Linked DNA regions of Homo sapiens: region 2 is linked to region 1. A link is a loop called in an ENCODE intact Hi-C map of the cell type or tissue named here. Cell type or tissue: left ventricle myocardium inferior. All regions are shown on one strand.

Region 1 (2,500 bases):
CCAAATTTGGTTTGCCCCTATGCCAACTTAAATGACTCAGGGAGGGGAACATACAGTGATTCCTAGCTAGGTAGGGTTTAGGGGACCTGACTTGACTTTGAATTTTTCTAAGCTATGTACTGAGCAGGACCTCATCAAAGTGCAGTGGTAGACAGAGTTCATCCTGGCTCTATGGTGTCTTTTATCTTTCCATTCTCCCTTTCAGTGAGCCTCCAAACGTCCACTCCTAGTACTCAGGGATCTGACTGTCAAAGACTTATCTTTTACCTCTTGCTGTCCTCCCCTGGCGTGTTCTCACCCCTCCTCTATTCCTTCAGAGCCCTGCTCTCTAAGATTCAGCTGATTTGATTGGTGTGGTAATGGAAGAGCAACCCACAGTCTTAGGCAAGAGTCTTAAATTTGAAGGTTCCAATGAAGTAGACCCAAGTTATCCCTTTCCAACAGAAGACGTCAGTTGATGGATTTTGAGGATATTTGATTTCATGTGAGATGGTGCCACTGAGCAAATGGTAGATGCCCCAAAGCAGCAGATGAAGAATTAAAGAGGACTGCCCTTAGTGACATCTTGGAATGATTTGGGGGTGTGGGAAACCTCTCCTGCCCTCCAAACTCCTCCTTTCTCCCAGAATATCAAATTACTTTTTCAGAGAAAGTAATGGGAGGGGAGGGGTTTATGAGACAGGAAATGTTGAAGAAGCGCTGGACTCATCAGCCCCAAAGATTAAGGATGGCCTTCTCCTCCCTCCAGATAGGAACATAGCTGGACACCTTGGGGGCAGCTTCTTGAGGACAGAACTGACCTGTGCCTCTTGAAGGCAAAGGCATTATAGGTTCTCAATACATATTGAATGCTCAACTGACTGGCTGAGGTGAAGAAGGAGATGGTTGATTTTGCAGTCTATTAATAACAGCCATAATCTCAAGTGACTCACAGACCTTGAAAAAAGATGATGTGGCCTTCATTGCAGTTTTGCAGAAGTGAAAATCGCCATTGCATGAAACTGTTGAAAGGGGATCTTCAGAATGACTTTGGTGAAATGTTTAGCGACTCTCTTGTAAACCGCAAAGCTGTACAAGGCAACAATGCTCATGATATCCCAGAGCAATGTGGGCAATGGCCACACAAGAGATCCTCAAGGGAGTTCTCTGAGTTTAGGGGACATGTATTGCAGGAGTCAGCCATAAAGGATGGGAAGCGTGCATGGGGCCCTGTGCAAGGCCCTTTGTGAAGCAAGTAAAACACATCATCCCTTTGGCAATTTTCCACTGAGACCACACAAAGAATAAAATATTTAAACATAAACAAATTATGTGTTTCTTCAAAATGTCTTCTTATCTAATTTCCCTCTTTTTTACTACTGTTCCCTCCTAACTTCTCTGTCAGGCTCTAAAAATTCTCTTTCTTTCATCTCTCTGTCCTGGACCATAAATGGCCTTTATGCGGGCTCCTCTCTCTTTCTCTCATGCAGAAGGCAGCTGAATTGCTTTTCCACTTAATTCCAGGCCTAATGAAAGTATCTAGGCCTTGAACCACCCAACCATTCAGCTTTTGCTTATGTTTTTTTCCTCTCTTTCCTTCCAACTCTCTAGTTTACCCCTTCATTCTGGTTAATTGTATTAACTTGTTTTCCTGTATGAATCCTCCTTTAGATTACTTGGATTGTCCTGGAATGGGCTTGAGAGAGTTTATCATTCTTTGTCCACCATTCTTAATGTGGCTCCCTACCACCTGGGCCTGGCTCAAGAGAAGAGGCAGACAGGGTTCTGTGTAAGTGGGCAGACACCAAATGAGGAATGGTGGGATGTCTGGGGTTCCTCGTGTCCTGTATCAGCAGTGAGTCAGCTAGCAGGAACAAGCCTTTGACAAAGTCTTTCAAGTAAGGAAAAACCTTGTTGTGGTTCTAGGATGTGTCTAAATTAGGGTTTGGAACTGGGCATGTCTTGGCCCAAAGCTCATGGTCTACCTGCTATAACTACTGGTGTTGAAACCCCAGGTGATGCTGCCTAAGAAGTCATGGTTGTGTGAGGACTTGCTGCTTCCTTCATTTGTCATTCTGACAAGGTGTCAGGAAATTTAGCCAATAGCAATAACAATCAATGTGCTCTTCTCTACCATACTGAATGAATGCCATGGCAGCTGATCAACAAGAGAATGCCATATTGAAGAGTCTCATTATAAGTCATGTATAACAGAGATGTAGGTATTCTATGACAGGGGAGTGAACTATAGTACCTTGCAAAGACCAGTGTTTGTGGGTTAAAAAAAAAAAGACTGATGCTCAGGTGTAGACATGAGACTCCAGAATGATTTCTGTTTTGCCTTGTAAGCTATCAGTTAATCTGATGGGGATAGAAAAGGCAAAATCTCAGCATGTCAGCATGTCAGTAATTCAACATAACTGACTCTTGTTAAGCTTGTATTCTTTGGCTGAGTGGTGAGAAGCCTACCCAAGTCTTATTTACCCCCATAATCGACCTCAGGAGATATTTAGTTTTTTTC
Region 2 (2,500 bases), 180 kb before region 1:
TTCAGTAGTATAAAGTATATTCCCATTCTTGTGCAATAGATCTCTAGAACTTTTTCATTTCACAAAACTGAAACTTTATACATGTTAAACAACAATTCCCTATGTTCCCCCTCTTACCAGCCCCTGCCAACCAACATTCTACTTTCTGTATCCATGCATTTGGCTACTTTAGATAACTCATATGTGTGGAATCATACAGTATTTGTCTTTTTATGACTGTCTTAATTCGCTTAGTATAATGTCTTCCAAGTGCATCCATGGTGTAGCACGTGACAGGATTTCCTTCTTTTAAAAGGTGAAATACTATTTCATTTTCTGTATATAACACATTTTGTTAGTCCATTTATCTGTGGATGGACATTCAAGTTGCCTCCACCTCTAGGCTATTGTGAATAATACTGCAAGGAACATGGCCATCCAAGTATCTTTTTGAGATCCTGCTTTGAATTCTTTCGGAAAAATGTGTTTTTTCAAAAACCCATTGCTGGCCAAATAAAATATAGCTTCTAGCCAGAGGCAGACTGTAAGATGCCAATTTACAATTCCTGTTATTTTTAATGTATTTTGTATAATGGGGACAATAGAAAGGCAGTGATAGCCCTGACAAAGAACAGAAAGCTCTGAGTCCAGTAGGATGAGAAGGAGTTATCCAAATGAAGATGTCTAAGGGCAGTTGATACCAGACAAAGTGAGCAGTATTAAGAAGAAAGTATGGGAGCAGACAAATGACTGGAGATGTCTGAATCTCGGCTGAAAGTGATGACAGTGATGAGAGGCAGGATGGTGGTGTTAGTAGTTTGCAAGGTGAATATCATTGAAATTAAATGTCTTTGAGAGTATCATCACTCATATTCCAGGGTCAAAGGAGTCTTTAGGTGGGCAAAGGTGCTAAGCCAGGCATCAAAGCTCCAAAAGAGCAGAGCAGAGCAGAGAGAACAGACACCAACGACAGCAGCAAGCAATTGTGGATGAAATTATCAACTAAGGGAGTTTCACATGGGCATGAGGCGATAATCAAGATTTGACAATAGGGAGAAAGGTTAACACGGTCTTTGGGAGGAAGTGCTCTGAAAGAAACTTCGCTGGGCAAAGCAGAGCTCTGGCAAATTGAGCTTCACCCAATCTTGTCCTGCAGAGAAGCCAAGTCTCCACTGAATACAAAGAGACACACCCTTCTGCCTGGACGGTATCAGTAGGTAGGAGAAAGGATCATGAGGGAGAAAGGATGGGGTCAGAAATGTATGATATGGGAGTGTTTTGGTGGCGAGTTGTGGGGTGGAACCTCTTGTGGTATCCCTCGGTGGTGAGATGGACCTCCCACACAAAATTTGGTTTAGATGTCAAGACTCATGATGCCACACATACACAAAGAGGGGATGGAAGGTTTATTGCACATGTAATGAGGTTTTCTAGAGGGAACAGGGCAGGCTCCCAAGCAGATCTGAAAATGCCTTGAAAGAGCAGGGAGGGGAAACCTCCCTGCTTGGGGTTTTATAATAGTTAGGGAGTGAGGCTGGGTTGCTGGTTTCCTCATGCTGGCCAACGTTTGTATGGTTTGAATTTCCCATCGGTGCCAAAGGAGCACCAAGGCTTTTTTTCTTTTTTCTTTTTTTAAATTTTTTTTTTTATCAGCTTGCTTGGATGTGGGGCACAAAAGGAAGGAGGCGTGGCAGGGCTTGACAGCTGTCAGCTGTTAAACATCAACAATGGAGTCAGACTCCTTATTATTGAGTACTAGAGAGCACTGGTGAGCCTGAACCTCAAGATAATTAAAACCACAGGGCTGCCCATAGGACATGCACTTAATTCCTTAGAGGAAGTCGGTAACCAGTGACTGTAGAGGCCAAGACTCTATAGCCTATGTGAAATTTTGGGACTTTTGTAATTTTCCATGTTTCTCATTTGTATTATTTTCTATTTTCTGTTGGGGTTATTACAAAAATTCACATAACAAAAAGGGCCAATAATCTTGTCATCTGGGATCGTGTGTGTACACATATGCACATGTATGCATTTATAGTGTGTTTGTATGCTGGATATAGCTGATTGGCACTCAGCCATTTCCAGCTCTTTTTTTGAATGCTGGAAACCACGTTTCCCTGACTCCTTTGGATGAATTTATTAAATACGCTTTGTTTTACATGTAGAAAGCAGAAGTGAAACAGAAGCCACCTTCCTTCTATTGTCTGTTTTTCTGTGTGTGAACAAGATCTTGGACCATCTCCAAGATCTCACGTTTTTCTGAAGTGGTGTTCTAGTGTTCAGACATTAGCTTCATAGATGGTTATAGGCAGTTGTGGTGTGGCAGCAGTAGCTTCTCGATCCTGACTTTCTGATCCTGGGACACAGCTATCCTTGTGGGTTCATGAACTCAAAAGTTCCAGTGTCAGCCTGCTGGCTACTCACCATCCTGATTGCTGCAGAGCAAGTAGCTTGCCTGGATAGTCAGTTCTGCATTGTTCTAGGAGTTATTCCTGGGGGCCCAACCTTGAGCCTGCTC

What was found. Peaks named below come from ENCODE experiments on the same cell type or tissue, not always from the same donor. Only the 100,000 strongest peaks of a DNase experiment are listed, where the experiment ranks them.
Region 2: it touches region 1 in a loop (3-fold over the local background); 70 of 110 quality-filtered maps call a loop at or near these places.

What each region holds. Positions count from the first base shown.
Region 1 is chr7:106,551,458-106,553,957 of GRCh38, reverse strand. No RefSeq gene overlaps it. Among named protein-coding and RNA genes, the nearest start is that of CTB-30L5.1, 46 kb to the left of the region's middle. RefSeq lists an enhancer at 788-1,087. In left ventricle myocardium inferior, no CTCF peak of the experiment used is centred here; no DNase peak of the experiment used is centred here.
Region 2 is chr7:106,731,038-106,733,537 of GRCh38, reverse strand. No RefSeq gene overlaps it. Among named protein-coding and RNA genes, the nearest start is that of LINC02577, 43 kb to the left of the region's middle. RefSeq lists an enhancer at 2,049-2,098. In left ventricle myocardium inferior, no CTCF peak of the experiment used is centred here; no DNase peak of the experiment used is centred here; H3K27ac peaks cover 1,067 bases.